Linked DNA regions of Homo sapiens: region 2 is linked to region 1. Evidence: read pairs that join two places in POLR2A ChIA-PET (ENCODE). Cell type or tissue: CD4-positive, alpha-beta T cell. All regions are shown on one strand.

Region 1 (8,000 bases):
AAACCCCATCTCTACTAAAAATACAAAATACTCTGGGCGTGGTGGCGCATGCCTGTAATCCTGGCTACTTGGGAGGCTGAGGCAGGAGAATCGCTTGAACCTGAGAGGCAGAGGTTGCAGTGAGCCGAGATTGTGCCATTGTACTCCAGCCTGGGCAAAAAGCACGAAACTCCATCTCCAAAAAAAAAAGCCTGTAGCTGACATTTAGTAGATGCTTATTAAAAGTAATAAGCATCTCTGGGAGGCTGTCTCACAGCAGGATGATCAGGTCAGTTTTCTGGACAACTTTATGGGTTAGGTCCGAAGTTCAGATAGTTCTCTGGGTCTCTGGGGCTGAAAGAACAAAACTGTGTCTTGCTTTAAGAGTCTCTATCTGGCCAGGTGCAGTGGCTCACGCCTGTAATCCCAGTACTTTGGGGGGTGGGAGGATCGCTTGAGCCCAGTAGTTTGAGACCAGCCTAGGCAACATGTTGAGACCCTGTCTCAACCATAAAAAAAAAAAAAAAGTCTCTGTCCTTTACTTTATTTTCATTGAGCCCCGGTGAAGCTGTATGAAGTCCATACTGCTGTCACCCTATTTTACAGATGGAGAACCTAAGACCAGAGGTGCAGGAGCTTCTTGTTGAGTTTAACGCCGTCTTGCAGAATGGATATCCTAGAATCCTGGACCTGAGTTTGGGTCCTGGCTCAGCCACTGATTTGTTGTGACAATGGCAAGCTGCTGCTCTTGCTGAGCCTCAGGGATGCTATCTAATGAGCAAAGCTATGCAGGAGGCATAGCCTGAATGTTTGTTTGTTTTTTTCCTGCCAGGGGGAAGGATTTGAAAGAACAGCATGATCAGAAAGTATGTGAGAGGGAGATGCAGCGAATCACTCTGCCCTTGTCTGCCTTCACCAACCCCACCTGTGAGATTGTGGATGAGAAGACTGTCGTGGTCCACACCAGCCAGACTCCAGTTGACCCTCAGGAGGGCACCACCCCCCTTATGGGCCAGGCCGGGACTCCTGGGGCCTGAGCCCCCCCAGTGGGCAGGAGCCCATGCAGACACTGGTGCAGGACAGCCCACCCTCCTACAGCTAGGAGGAACTACCACTTTGTGTTCTGGTTAAAACCCTACCACTCCCCCGCTTTTTTGGCGAATCCTAGTAAGAGTGACAGAAGCAGGTGGCCCTGTGGGCTGAGGGTAAGGCTGGGTAGGGTCCTAACAGTGCTCCTTGTCCATCCCTTGGAGCAGATTTTGTCTGTGGATGGAGACAGTGGCAGCTCCCACAGTGATGCTGCTGCTAAGGGCTTCCAAACATTGCCTGCACCCCTGGAACTGAACCAGGGATAGACGGGGAGCTCCCCCAGGCTCCTCTGTGCTTTACTAAGATGGCCTCAGTCTCCACTGTGGGCTTGAGTGGCATACACTGTTATTCATGGTTAAGGTAAAGCAGGTCAAGGGATGGCATTGAAAAAATATATTTAGTTTTTAAAATATTTGGGATGGAACTCCCTACTGACCTCTGAGAACTGGAAACGAGTTTGTACAGAAGTCAGAACTTTGGGTTGGGAATGAGATCTAGGTTGTGGCTGCTGGTATGCTTCAGCTTGCTGGCAATGATGTGCCTTGACAACCGTGGGCCAGGCCTGGGCCCAGGGACTCTTCCTGTTTCATAAGGAAAGGAAGAATTGCACTGAGCATTCCACTTAGGAAGAGGATAGAGAAGGATCTGCTCCGCCTTTGGCCACAGGAGCAGAGGCAGACCTGGGATGCCCCAGTTTCTCTTCAGGGATGGATAGTGACCTGTCTTCATTTTGCACAGGTAAGAGAGTAGTTAGCTAACCTATGGGAATTATACTGTGGGGCCTTGTGAGCTGCTTCTAAGAGGCTAACCTGGAAACTAAGCTCAGAGGCAAGGTAATAAAGCACTTCAGGGCTTGCTCCCCAAGTGGGCCTGATTTAGCAGGTGGTCCTGCGGGCGTCCAGGTCAGCACCTTCCTGTAGGGCACTGGGGCTAGGGTCACAGCCCCTAACTCATAAAGCAATCAAAGAACCATTAGAAAGGGCTCATTAAGCCTTTTGGACACAGGACCCCAGAGAGGAAAAAGTGACTTGCCCAAGGTCGTAAGCAAGCTACTGGCATGGCAAGAGCCCAGCTTCCTGACGGAGCGCAACATTTCTCCACTGCACTGTGCTAGCAGCTCAGCAGGGCCTCTAACCTGTGATGTCACACTCAAGAGGCCTTGGCAGCTCCTAGCCATAGAGCTTCCTTTCCAGAACCCTTCCACTGCCCAATGTGGAGACGGGTTAGTGGGGCTTTCTATGGAGCCATCTGCTTTGGGGACCTAGACCTCAGGTGGTCTCTTGGTGTTAGTGATGCTGGAGAAGAGAATATTACTGGTTTCTACTTTTCTATAAAGGCATTTCTCTATATACATGTTTTATATACCTCATTCTGACACCTGCATATAGTGTGGGAAATTGCTCTGCATTTGACTTAATTAAAAAAAAAAAAAGACTCCACATTGCCAAGTTTTTGAGGGGTAACAGGAACCCTCCGTGTAAGTTGAGAAGCTTTGGGTTACCTTGTCAACACCTATGTGGCAAGCTCTGGGCCTTTTCTTCATTCATCCTCGCCCTGTTACTGGAAAGTGACAACTGCAGCCTGTGTCCAGATTTTTTTTTTTGAGATGGAGTTTGGCTCTTGTTGCACAGGCTGGAGTGCAATGGCATGATCTCGCCTCACTGCAACCTCTGCCTTGTGGGTTCAAGCGATTCTCCTGCCTCAGCCTCCAGAGTAGCTGGGATTACAGGTATGTGCCACCACACCTGGCTAATTTTTGTATTTTTAGTAGAGACGGGGTTTCACCATGTTGGTCAGGCTGTTCTCAAACTCTTGATCTCAGGTGATCCACCTGCTGAGGCCTCCCAAAGTGCTGAGATTACAGGCTAGAGCCACCGTGCCCGGCTTGTGTGTCCAGATTATCATCATCAGGAATCTTTCAGGTTGAAGCAGGAAAGACAGGTGTGCAGGCGTCCCAACAAGGTGGTTGGTCATTGCAAATCCTCTCCCCTTCAGCAATTGTTTCCAAGGTGGAGGTAGTTAAAATGAATATCTAGACAGCCCTTGTTAAAGGCTGGAGTGCGGCAGGGGTTGGGTGGTGGGTGACGGGGGTGGTGCTGCAGCAGCCAAAGGGGGAATAACTGCAGAGGAGGAAGGGTCACTGGGCTGCCTGCAGCAGCCCTGGGCTGAGGAAGTTCCCTGCAAGGTGACTACTATGACTCCAGAAGAAAAGATACCAACAGGAGTGTCTCCTGGACTTTTAGCAAGGGATTTCAGCCACAGGTTATCAGCCTCAGGAACACCCAGATGACCTCTGCCCATGCCCAGCCATTGCTCTGTGGTTCTGCCAGCAATGCGTACTCCAGATCATCAGTTTTTTTCGGGAACCATATTCTGTCCTTAAGTTGGATTCTTCAAGCTTTGAGAGTGCCTGGGAGAAAACACCTTTGGGTTTACAGATTTATATTGTGCCCAAGGCCCCACTAACCAGATAGCATTGTCCTTCCCAATGGTCACTCTTCTACGACATCCCCCACATGCAGAAGCAAGAAGAAACTGGTCTTCTCCTCTCAAGCACTTGTAAAGAAACACAAGGGGTGGGGTGACTTGCATTCATTTCTTCCCATTGCAAAGGTGGCACCCAGCACTGAGGAAAGCAAGCCAGGATACCCAGGCTATGGAAGTATTCATATAGAGAGGATGAAAGGGTAGGGCTCCTAAGGAATGACTCAGCTGGCATGTGAGAGCCAGGCCAGGAAAAGGTCATAGTCAGTCACACCTGCTGCAAGGAAGGGGCTGCCTCAGGTGGGATGTACATATTCTCTAGAGCAGATGGGTGTCTGCTTGAGGGTTTTAGACTTGGGTGCATGAAAACTCTCTGCTATGGGGAGTTTGTGTGGGCTAGGCCAGAAGGTGGCTAGCAGACCCTCTACATTTATGTCCCTGAGCCAATCATGTTTTCACTCTCCATATTGCCAGTTATGTTAACTGCTTAATTTATTTAGTCTGATCAATGGCCCAGTTCAGGCCCACCACTCCTACACTTGCTGGGGACAGCCAGGAAACAACCAGCCACACAATGCTGAACTGTGCTGCTGCTGGGAGTCCAGGGCTCAGCCCTAAAGCAAGCTTGCAAACTTCACACATAAGTACAGTCTATATAGCAAGTAAACTCTGACCAGAGATGACATCTGGTCCCACAACTCATCAGGTCTATGTACAATATTTCACATACCACCCAATAGATAAGATAATATTAACAGCAACCACTCTCCTTTATCAATTCCCCCTGCTCCAATACAACCACCACACATTGCATTAATACCCCAAACCCATTCCCAATTTATTAAATATGGTGCAAGCTCATAGACACTTAGAAGAGGCAAATCTAGTTGTGATGAAGAGTTCCTAGAGCTCTGGGAGCCAAGATGGAGGTTTTCCAGTACCTGCACATGTGGCTCAGGAGGATGCTGCCCAGGAGCTAATGAGTTGGGAGAGCAAACATGGGAGGTAGAAGTCAGATGGCCCAGCTCAGGGAGCTATCTCTCTCAGCATCTCAGCTTTGAGACTCTGCCACCACCTCTTCCCAGCCCAAGCTGCTGCCTAAACCAGGCATGTTGAAGGGTGAGCAGTGGTTGCCATGAAGCCAAGACCAAGAGATTGCTGAGACTCCCACTCCCCTCCCTCAGACTCTAGGCCTGTGACAAGCCACACTGTCCTCCAGAACCCATCGAGCTTTAGGCAAAATGTTTTAGGCATCTGACTAAGGAGCCCACCCGAGTATGAGTAACAGAAGCCAAGATCTGAGCTTTCTAGAGGGCAGGGCCTCTTTCTAGTCCCCCAGCCTCTTCCTTTGCTTGTGACTGTTTGTTTCAGACAGAAAGGATGTTGTCCGTAAGTTCTCAGCCAGTCTCCAGTATTAAGTTTGAAAACATGAGGTGGAGGCTTCCTCTCACATTGATGTGGTCCCTGGGCTGGCTAGAGCCAGTGAGCAGGTAAACAGAAGCCAGCCCTTTCTCTAACTCCTGGCCTGTTCCACCACATATTAAGGGACTCTTCAAAACCTACTCCCTCAACCTTGCTCCAGGAAGGACAGGATCTGGAGTAGAAAGGGGGAGCATCACTGACTTTTTCACACCCTTTGAGCCATCAGTCTTTCTTTCGTCCACACACTTGAAGTCCTCCTGCACCCAGCTGGACTAGTGACTTCAGAGTTCACAGGCAGGTTCACCCTGGGATCCTGCCCAGCAGGTCCAGGTCACGCTGATTAGTGTAAGCAAGAGCCTCCCACAATCCACTGCCAGGGAGTTCCTGGGTGGATTCGAGTAACAGATTCCTCCTGGCCCAAAGGCCAGGGGTTTTTTTCTTCTTCACAGCTTTCAGGCAAGTATTGGATTTACAGACAGTAACTAGGCCCCAGAACCTGTGGAGATACATTTCCCTGGTGCTGCGCCCACTTGCCTCCTGGGGAGGTAATAGGAATGGCTTGTTCTGCTTCTAAACATTCCGCCAATCCACAGGAAGCCCGGACGGCCCTGCTCACAGCAGGAATGGGGCACAGAGGGGCAATGCTGGCTGTAGAACACCCCCCTGCAGGGGGCTGGGCCAGGGCTAGGGAGGTGAGTCCCGGGTCAGGCCGTACTGCATGCTCACAGTGTGGTCCAACTCCTCCAGCTCTGCAGGCAGCGGGATGCCCAGCTCCCCCAGGTACAGGGAGAGGGCCTCAAAGGAGTCCTCCAATTTCGAGAATGCTGGTCTAGAAGGAAAAGAGGTAAATTAGAGGCAGGTGGAACATGAGCAGGGCCATGGGGTGGGTGGAAGGGATCTAGGCTCAGCTACTTCCTGGTTGTATAACGTCAGGCAAACTCCTTCACCTAGTAGTGCCTCTGTGAGAAATGGGCATAATGTTACCGGTACCTCATATATTTGCTATAAAGATTAGGTAACACTATAACAAGGCTGGACTAGCTGGAGTTAATACTTAAAAACAATAGGAGAAAAACTTCCCTCCCATATCTTAGAGAAAATGCAGTTATCAAAGGTGGAATCGGAAACACCAGGCTCCTAGTGCCACGGAAATGGCTTGGCTGCCCCGGAAGCCTAAGACAGCTCAGGCTTACTCCTCCTCCTCCATGTTTATGCTTAAATGTCATGTCACCTCAGTGAGGCCTGCTCTGACGACCATATTTAAAATTGCAACTGGTACCCTGAACAATCGTCTTTACTTGTCTTGACTCTTTTTCCATAGCATCTGCCACATTCTAATATTCAATATAGTTTACTTATTGTATCTACTGTATGATACAGTAGATACCATGCTAGAATCTATGTTCTATGAGGGTAAGCACCTTTATTTTGTTCGCTGCTGTAACCCAAGTGTTTAGAACTGTACCTAGCACACAGTAGGCATTCAATACTGTATATATATATTTTTTAATAAATTAAAGATATTTAGAATGACAAGAGGTATTAGAAAACAAATACTGTGTAGCTTCACAATTTCTCCTCAAGCTTTTACACTGGTGTTACTGAAGGACTGCGGTCCTTGGCCTATAAAGGAACAAGGTATAGATTCTCCCACCAGAAAATTTCAACTCTAATGTGGACCGCTGGAAATCATTTTTTTTTTTTTTTTTGAGCTGCACCAAAGGCGTACCCTACCTCGCTTTATTAAAGGGCCCGTGCCGCAGAGTCAATATAAAAACACAAAGTCCCATCAGTTTAATAACAATAAAAAAATCCAAAAGTGGAAAACTGAGGGGGCAGGGGAAGAGACCCCTGGGCCAGGGGCACGAGGAGCCCTGCTCATGGAACCAGGCCTGGCCGCAGGGTCCCCCGGTATTGCTGTTGCTACGAGGTCGGGGGGTAGCGATTGTCCTATGGGAGCCACCGTTCGCCTGGGTCGGGGACCCTCACTTCTTCTGGGGTGTGCTCAGCTTCTGCATGGCCCGGATCTTGTCCAGCAGGCCAGAGATGAAGGCCTCTGTGGGTTTGTAACAGTCAACCAGCAGCTCCTTGACCCTGGAAGCCCAGGCATCGTCACTCTCCATGTCCAGGAGCTCATCCACGTCAATCTCTAGTTCTGAGATCTCCTCTTCCTGGCAGTCGTAGAGGCGCGTGAGCTGCTCCAGGATCCACTCCTCTAGGTTGAGGTGCTTCCGTAGCTCCTTGGGGTCATACTTGATGGTGACCTTCCCTTGGCGCCTCACTGGGCCCTCATCATCCGCGCAGCCCGGGCCCTCTCCTGCGGCCCCGGGGGGGGCTCTGAAAGTAGATGCGTGGTCCTTGGCCGCCACTGCCTGGCCTGGGGGCCGGGGCCGGGGCCGCCAACGCCGCGCCCCCCGCGGTGCCGCTGTCCGCCACGGCGGCCTCCGGGGCCACGTGCGCGCGTGGGGCCCCTCCTTGTGCCGCCGCCTCCGTGACGCCCGCCGGCTGGCTCAGGTTAGCTCGCCGGCTCCGCGGCGAGGGCGGCGGCGGGGGCGCCCGGGGGCAGCTGCAGCATGCGGAGCCCCCGGGCCTGGCCTGGTCGCGCCCCGCCCCCTCCCCGCCGATCCGCCCGCCCTTTGTCCCCTGCGGCCGCCGCCGGGGCTGCCGCCGCCGAAGCGCTTTCTCTATCCGGAAACCATTTTTAAATAAAGATTATGTCCCAACTGGTTATCCTGGGAGGGTGGAGTTGGGGGTGAGGAGAATGTTGAGGGATATATTGGTTAAGGGAGATTACAGAAGACGTATTTCCTGTGCTATAAACTTTGGTAATGTTTGAACTTGTTTTTAAAAGAAACATGATTTTTGATGGCAGGAAAAGAACCCCATTTTTGAGACAGAGTTTCACTCTTGTTGCCGAGGCTGGAGTGCAATGGCGTGATATCGGCTCACTGCAACCTCCGCCCCTGGGTTCAAGCAATTCTCCTGCCTCAGCCTCCCAAGTAGCTGGGGTTACAGGCACCTGCCAC
Region 2 (8,000 bases), 410 kb before region 1:
TGTCTCTACAAAAATAAAAATAAAATGAACCAGGCATGGTGGCACACTCCTGTAGTCTCAACTATTTAGGACACTGAGGTGGAAGGATCACTGAGTCTAGGATTTCAAGGCTGCAGTGAACTGTCATCAAACCACTGATCTCCAGTTTGGGCAAGAGAGTGAGACTGTCTCCCCCTGCCCAACTCTCTCCCACAAAAAACAAGATAATGTATAACCCACAGAATTGGAGAAAATATTTGCAAATCACACATCTAATAAGGGTCTGGTATCCACAAGCTATAAAGAACTCTTATAGTTCAACAACCAAAAGACAATAACCCATATTTTTTAAATGGACAAAGTGTTTCAATAGACATTTCTCCAAAGAAGATAGACAAATGGCCCACAAGCATTTGAAGAGATGCTGTTGACATCATGAGTCATCAGGGAACTGCAAATCAAAACCACAGTGAAATACCACTTCCCACCCACTAGGATGTAAAGAAACAATAAAACAGAAAATAAGTGTAGTAAGGGTGTGGAGAAACTCAAACCCTTATACACATCTCTTGGGAATGTAAAATGGTATAGCCACTGTAAAAAAAAAAATTGGCAGTTCCTGAAAAAATTAGTTACCATATGACCCAACAATTCTTCTAGGTATATACCCAAAAGAATTGAAAACATGCCAGGCACGGTGGCTCACGCCTGTAATCCCAGCACTTTGGGAGGCCGAGGTGGGCAGACCATCTGAGGTCAGGAGTTCGAGACCAGCCTGGCCAATATGGTGAAACCCCATCTCCACTAAAAATACAAAAATTAGCCAGGAGTGGTGGTGCGTGCCTGTAATCCCAACTAATCGGGAGGCTGAGGCAGGAGAATTGCCTTAACGCAGGAGGTGGAGGTTGCAGTGAGCTAAGATCATGCCACTGCACTCCAGCCTGGGTGATAGAGCAAGACTCTGTCTCAAAAAAAAAAAAAGGAATTGAAAACATACATTCACCAAAAAACCTGTGCATGAATATTCACAGCAGCATTATTCATAGCTAAAAAGTGGAAACCAAATGTTCCTCAGTTGATAAATGGATAAAGAAAAGATGGTATATCCATAGATGGCGTATTATTCAGCCAGGAAAAGGAACGAAGTACTGATACATGCTACAACAGGAGTTAACTATGAAAACAGCACATTCTATATGATTCATTTTATATGAAAAGTCTAGAATCCTTAGAGACAGAAAGTAGTTTAGTGGTTACCAGTGCTGGGTGGCAGGGGAGAGTCCAGGTGACTGCTAAAAGTAGGTTTCTGTTTGGAGTTATGAAAGTGTTTTAAGGCTGGTTGTGGTGGTTCATTCCTATAATCCCAGCTCGTTGGCAGGTAGAGGCAGGAGGATCACTTGAGCCCAGGAGTCTGATACCAGCCTGGGCAACATAGTGAGACCACATCTCTACAAAAGATCAGGTCAGGCATCGTGGCTCAACCCTGTAATCCCAGCACTTTGGGAGGCTGAGACTGGAGGATCGCTTGAGCTGAGGAGTTCAAAGCTAGCCTGTACAACATAGACCCTATCTCTACCAAAAATAGTTTTTAAAAATTAGCCCGACATGCCTGTGATCCCAGCACTATGGGAGGCCGAGGTGGGCAGATTACCTGAGGTCAGGAGTTCAAGACCAGTCTGGCCAACATGGTGAAACCCTGTCTCTACTAAAAATATTTTAAAAATTAGCCGCGCGTGGTGGTAGGCGCCTGTAATCCCAGCTACTCGGGAGGCTGAGGGAGGAGAATCGCTTGAACCCGGAATGCGGATGTTGCAGTGAGCCTAGATCACACCACTGCACTCCAGCCTGGGTGACAGAGTGAGACTTGGTCTCAAAAAAAAAAAAGAAATAGAAAAGAAAAAAAAATTAGCTGGAGGCCGGGCATGGTGGCTCACAGCTGTAATCCCAGCACTTTGGGAGGCCAAGGTGGGCAGATCACAAGATCAGGAGTTTGAGACCAGCCTGACCAATATAATGAAACCCTGTCTCTACTAAAAATACAAAAATTATCTGGGCATGGTGGTGCATGCCTGTAGTCCCAGCTACTCAGGAGGCTGAGGCAGAAGAATCACTTGAACCCAGAAGGCAGATGTTGTAGTGAGCCAAGATCACGCCACTGCACTCCAGCCTGGGCGACAGAGCAAGACTCCGTCTCAAAGAAAAAAAAAAAAAAAATTAGCCAGGGACTATAGGTCCCAGCTACTTGGGAAGCTGAGAGAGGAGGATTGCTTCAGCCAGGAAGGTCGAGGCTGCAGTCAGCTATCATTGTACCACTGCACTTTAACCTGGGCAAGAGAGCGAGATGCTGTCTTTAAAAAAATGAAAAAATAGGCCAGTCACAGTGGCTCACGCTTGTAATTCCAGCACTTTGGGAGGCCGAGATGGGTGGATCACCTGAGATCAGGAGTTCAAGACCAGCCTGGCCAACATGGTGAAACCCCACCTGTACGAAAAAATCAAAGTTACAGCTGGGCATGGTGGCTCACGCCTGTAATCCCAGCACTTTCAGAGGCCGAGGTGGGTGGATCACCTGAGGTCAGGAGTTCGAGACCATCTTGGCCAACGTGATAAAACCCCATCTCTACTACAGAAAGTTACAGCTGGGCATGGTGGCTCATGCCTGTAATCTCAGAACTTTGGGAGGCCGAGGTGGGTGAATCACCTGAGGTCAGGAGTTCGAGACCAGTCTGGCCAATGTGGTGATACCCTATCTCTACTAAAAATACAAAAATTAGCTGGGTGTGGTGACACGCACCCGTAGTCCCAGCTACTCGGGAGGCTGAGGCAGGAGAATCGCTTGAACCCGGGAGGTAGAGGTTGCAGTGAGCCGAGATTGCACAACTGCACTCCAGCCTGGCAACAGAGCAAGACTCCATCTCAAAAGAAAAAAAAAAATCAAAAATTAGCCAGGTGTGGTGGCGGATGCCTGTAATTCCAGCTACTGAGGAGGCTGGGCAGGAGAATCGCTTGAACCCGGGTGGTGGAGATTGCAGTGAGCTGAGATCGCGCCATTGCACTCCAGTCTGGGCAAAAAGAGCGAAACTCTGTCTCAAAAAATAAATAAATAAAATAAAAAAATAAGCCGGCTGTGGTGGCACACACCTGTGGTCCCAGCTACACGGGAGGCAGAGACAGGAGGATCTCTTGAGCCCAGCCCAGGAAGTTGAGGCTGCAGTGAGCCATGTTTGAGCCACTGCAGTCCAGCCTGGGTGACAGCACAAGACCCTGTCTCAAAAAAAAACTGGTCTTGATTAGATAGTGGTGATCAGGAATAACCTTGCGAATGTTTTAAAAATCACTGAATTGTACATTTTAAATGGATGAATTTTATGATAGGTGAACCTGGGCTCCTTGGAGAGTGATTACAGGTCTAGGGCAGGAAATGAATAAGATGAATGTATCTTGTCATACCAGAAGGTAGCAAAGCTCTCAGAGACTCCTAGGGTCATGTCAAAGGGATTCAGGGCCAGTTTTTTCTTTATTTTTTAATTTTGTATAGAGACAGCGTCTTGCTTTGTTGCCCAGGCTGGTCTCGAACTCTTGGGCTCAACAATTCTCTTGCCTCAGTCTCCCAAGTAACTGGGACTACTGTTGGGAGCCCCCATGCCTGGCTCTCAAGAACCAGTTTGAAGAGATTACCTCTGGCCACAGATGAGACTCAAAAGAATAATAAGTTCAATAGATTAAAACATATCAAATATAAACCCAATAGTTAATAATGATACTTTAAAAAATTTAAAACCATTGGCCATCTTTGGAAGATACTGGGGAACCAATTCATTGTTTTGGAAATTGGTAATAAAAGGAAAAAAGCAAGCATATGGCCTGCTTTTACTATTCAAGCTGTACCTCAGGGTTACTGTATAATTGATAGGTGTGAAGGGTTTTTGTGTGTGTGTGTGTGTGTGTGTGTATGTATATATTTTTTAAGAGACAGGGTCTTTGTCACCCAGGCTGTACCCAGTGTCAGACTCCTAGGCAACAGAGCAAGACCCCATCTCTAAAAAAGAAAAAAACAAAAAAGAACAGAATATATAGTTTTCTAGTCAGTGGAGGGAGATAGAAAAAAAAGAACAGTCAGTTCACAAAAAGAAACATTGCAAAGCAGCACAAACAACAGCTGTAAAGTAGATATAAATCTATGAAAAATAATATATATAAATCTAAATATATCATTCCCAGTAAGTATGAATGGGCTCAGTTACATAAAGTTGAAGGTTGGTACCCTGGAAAAGAAAATCCAGTACATATTGTTTGCATGAGACACATCTAAAACATATTACAGACAGGTTGGAGCAAACGAAAAGGATAGCATTGGGAAATAAGTCTCTTCCATCTTAGGAGAACATGAGGCTGTGCACAGTAGCTCATGCCTAATTTTTTTTTTTTTAATCTAGCCTGGCATGGTGGCACACACCTGTAATCCCAGCTACTCAGGAGGCTGAGGCTGGAGGATGGCTAGAGTTTAAGGCTGCAGTGAGCTATGATCATGTCACTGCCCTTCAGCCTGGGCAACAGAGCAAGACCTTCTCTGAAAAAAAAAAGAGAGAGAGAACCTGAAGAATTTTTTTCCTTATTTCTTTTCAGGTTAAAGAAGAAGGAGTTTAGTTTAGAAGAGATATATACCAACAAGAATTATAAATCTCCTCCTGCAAACAGGTAGGTACTTATAGCTGGGAAATAAAAGGGAAGAATTTGAAATGATTGATGTGAATCTCCAGCCCTTTCACTTTAGAAAGAGTTTATGTTCAGTTGTACCAATATTGGGTCTTTTTTTTTTTTTTTTTGAGACAGAGTCTCTGTCGCCCAGGCTGGAGTGCAATGGCGCAATCTCGGCTCACTGCAAGCTCCGCCTCCTGGGTTCACGCCATTCTCCTGCCTCAGCCTCTCCGAGTAGCTGGGACTACAGGCGCCCGCCACCACACCCGGCTAATTTTTTGTATTTTTAGTAGAGACAGGGTTTCACCGTGGTCTCGATCTCCTGACCTCGTGATCCGCCTGCCTTGGCCTCCCAAAGTGCTGGGATTACAAGTGTGAGCCACCGCGCCCGGCCAATATTGGGTTTTATAAATAGCTAGAATTGGTATTTTCAATTGCAGCACTTGAATTAGGGTCAGTAATAGGATAGGAAATAAAGTGTATTGGGTTACGTAAAGAAAATGTAGCCAGGCACGGTGGCTCACGCCTGTAATCCCAGCACTTTGGGGGGCCAAGGCGGGTGGATCACGAGGTCAGGAGTTCGAGACCAGCCTGACCAACATGGTGAACCCTGTCTCTACTAAAAATACAAAAAATTAGCCGGGCATGGTGGCTCACACCTGTAATCCCAGCTATTTGGGAGGCTGAGGCAGGAGAATTGCTTGAACCCGGGAGGAGGAGATGGCAGTGAGCTAAGATCACACCACTGCACTCCAGCCTGGGCAACAGAGCTAGACTCTGTCTCAGAAAAAAAAAAAAAGAAGAAAGAAAATGTAGTCTCAGCCAGGTGCAGTGGCTGACACCTGTAATTCAAGCACTTTGGGAGGCCAAGGCGGGCAAATCACCTGAGGTCAGGAGTTCAAGACCAGCCTGGCAAACACAGTGAAACCCTGTCTCTACTAAAATACAAAATTACCCAGGCGTGGTGGCACACACCAGTAATCCCAGCTACTCGGGAGGCTGAGGCAGGAGAACCGCTTGAACCCGGGGGGTGGAGGTTGCAGTGAGCCGAGATCGCGCCATTGCACTCCAGCCTGGGCAACAAGAGCGAAACTCCATCTCAAAAATGAAAAAGAAAAAAGAAGTATAAACAAGTAGTTTGTGTTTGTATTTTTACCAAATATGCTGACTTCAGGACTGATAATCATTGATTTTTCAGATATGATTGTAAACCGAAATACAGGAAGAGTTTCACTTAGGTCTGAATTCAATTCAAGTCAGTGAACATTTATTAAATGCCCACTGTTTCTAGAATATAGAAGGAGAATTGTAGGATTTTATCCTAAGATTTTGTATGTCTGCTCTAACACATTTGTACAATTACTTATAATTAATTCCTTATAATGGAATATACTGTGTAACCATTTAAAAAAAACGAATCAGAGCCAGGCACAGTGGCACATGCCTGTAATCGCACCACTTTGGGAGGCCAAGGAGGGAGGATCACTGGAGCCCTTGAGTTGGAGACCAGCCTGAGCAATATACCAAGACTCCATCTCTACAAAAAAAAAATTCTTTTTAAATTAGCCAGACATGGTGGTACATGCTTGTAGTCCCAGCTACGTGGGAGGCTCAGGTAGGAGGATAGCTTGAGCCCAGGATGTCGAGGCTGTAGTGAGCTGTGATTGTGATTGTGCCACTGCACTCCAGCCTGAGTAACAGAGTGAGACCCTGTCTCAAAAAAAAAGTTTTTTTTTTAAAGATGAGTCAGGGCTGGGTGCAGTGGCTCACACCTGTAATCCCAGCACTGGGAAGCCGAGGCGGGCGAATCATGAGGTTAGGAGATCAAGACCATCCTGGCTAACAGAGTGAAACCCTGTCTCTACTAAAAATACAAAAAAAAAAAAAAAATTAGCCGGGCGTGGTGGTGGGCACCTGTAGTCCCAGCTACTTGGGAGGCTGAGGCAGGAGAATGGCGTCAACCTGGGAGGCGGAGCTTGCAGTGAGCGGAGATCACACCACTGCACTCCAGCCTGGGTGACAGAGTAAGACTCCATCTTAAAAAAAAAAAAAAATTAACCTGGCATAGTGACACATACCTGTAGTCCCCACTACTTGGGAGGCTGAGGCAGGAGAATCGCTTGAACCCAGGAGACAGAGGTTGCAGTGAGCCAAGATCATGCCATTGCGCTCCAGCCTGGGCAACAAGAGTGAAATTCTGTCTCACAAAAAAAAGAAAAAGAGTTGGCGCAAGTAGCTTTCAGTCCCTGTTGACTAGAAGGGTTGTTGACCCAGCGTCAACATCCTGACCCTGTTGACAGGATGGGCCATGTGAGTCAGTCTGTTGGTGATTGTTTCGTGCTTCATCCTTAGGTGTTTAGAGACCATCTTTGAGGAACCCAAGGAACGAAATGGTACACTAATCTCAATCAGCCAACAGAAGAGGAAGCGAGTTCTAGAATTTCAGGATTTTACAGTCCCGCGAAAGAGGAGAGCTCGAGGCAAAGTCAAGGTGGCAGGCAGCTTTACCAGGGCCCAGAAGGCAGCTGTGCAGAGTCGAGAGCTGGATGCTCTTTTGATACAGAAACTAATGGAACTGGAGACCTTCTTTGCCAAGGAAGAGGAGCAGGAACAATCATCAGGCTGTTGAGAAGCGATTCAGTTTGAGGGTCTCAATTTTAGGGTTTTTTTGTTTTGTTTTGTTTTTGGGTTTTTTTTTTTTTTTTGGACCTCCTTGGAAAAGGTTGCCTAATTTTGCCCTACCGCCAAACCACTCAAAAATGCACAGTCCATGAATTTTTACCTATTTCAAGGTGCAACCTTTTTAGAAACTGGTGAAGGAGGGTCCTCTACTTTTACTGCTGAGTATAGAACCTCAGGAATGCTCCCTTTCTCCTGGAAATGGACCTGAACGACATCCAGCCACCTCCTCAGTCTCTGCCATCCACAGGAGGAAGCAGCAGCCTATCTTCAGTAACACTAGGATTCCAAGGACACACAGGATTTGCACGTCCATATGAAAGTTCCGCTTTGTTTACGGTGGTGCTAGACCAAGATTATTAGAAACGTGGCCTAGGGAGGGGGACCTGGCGTCCTGTCCTGTGTGGTCTCACTGGCTCATTTCAGTAGTTGAGGAAAGATGAGCTGTTGTGTTTTCTTATCTTTTGTCTGCCCAGGACCTATTGATGTGAGTGTATGTGAGAGTGTTTGTGTGTGTGTGGCTTTTTCCCATCGTTTTCTCCCCTCTGTGACTGGGTCACTAGTGCCAGAGGAGCCCGTCCAGGCCCCATTCGAAGTAAGTTGCACTTTTTAATGTTGTGGTGTGGATTATTTTCATTTGTTTT

Evidence for each region. ChIA-PET counts read pairs that join two places held together with the same protein. Peaks named below come from ENCODE experiments on the same cell type or tissue, not always from the same donor. Only the 100,000 strongest peaks of a DNase experiment are listed, where the experiment ranks them.
Region 2: POLR2A ChIA-PET joins it to region 1 with 6 read pairs; 5 of 35 experiments call an interaction of 5 or more read pairs at or near these places.

The regions. Positions count from the first base shown.
Region 1 is chr22:31,276,100-31,284,099 of GRCh38, reverse strand. LIMK2 (LIM domain kinase 2) reads right to left here. Exons shown (of 16, transcript NM_005569.4): 16 at 4,020-5,803. The coding sequence ends at 5,659. PIK3IP1 (phosphoinositide-3-kinase interacting protein 1) reads left to right here. Exons shown (of 6, transcript NM_052880.5): 6 at 812-2,500. The coding sequence ends at 1,016. It also overlaps the pseudogene PPP1R14BP1. Among named protein-coding and RNA genes, the nearest start is that of PIK3IP1, 12 kb to the left of the region's middle. RefSeq lists enhancers at 5,135-5,635, 7,312-7,892. In CD4-positive, alpha-beta T cell, no CTCF peak of the experiment used is centred here; DNase peaks (open chromatin) are centred at 2,169, 4,939, 5,739, 6,159 and 2 weaker places; H3K4me3 peaks cover 495 bases; H3K27ac peaks cover 4,198 bases.
Region 2 is chr22:31,684,833-31,692,832 of GRCh38, reverse strand. PRR14L (proline rich 14 like) reads left to right here. Exons shown (of 9, transcript NM_173566.3): 8 at 4,606-4,677; 9 at 7,030-8,000. The coding sequence ends at 7,306. Among named protein-coding and RNA genes, the nearest start is that of PISD, 27 kb to the right of the region's middle. In CD4-positive, alpha-beta T cell, no CTCF peak of the experiment used is centred here; no DNase peak of the experiment used is centred here.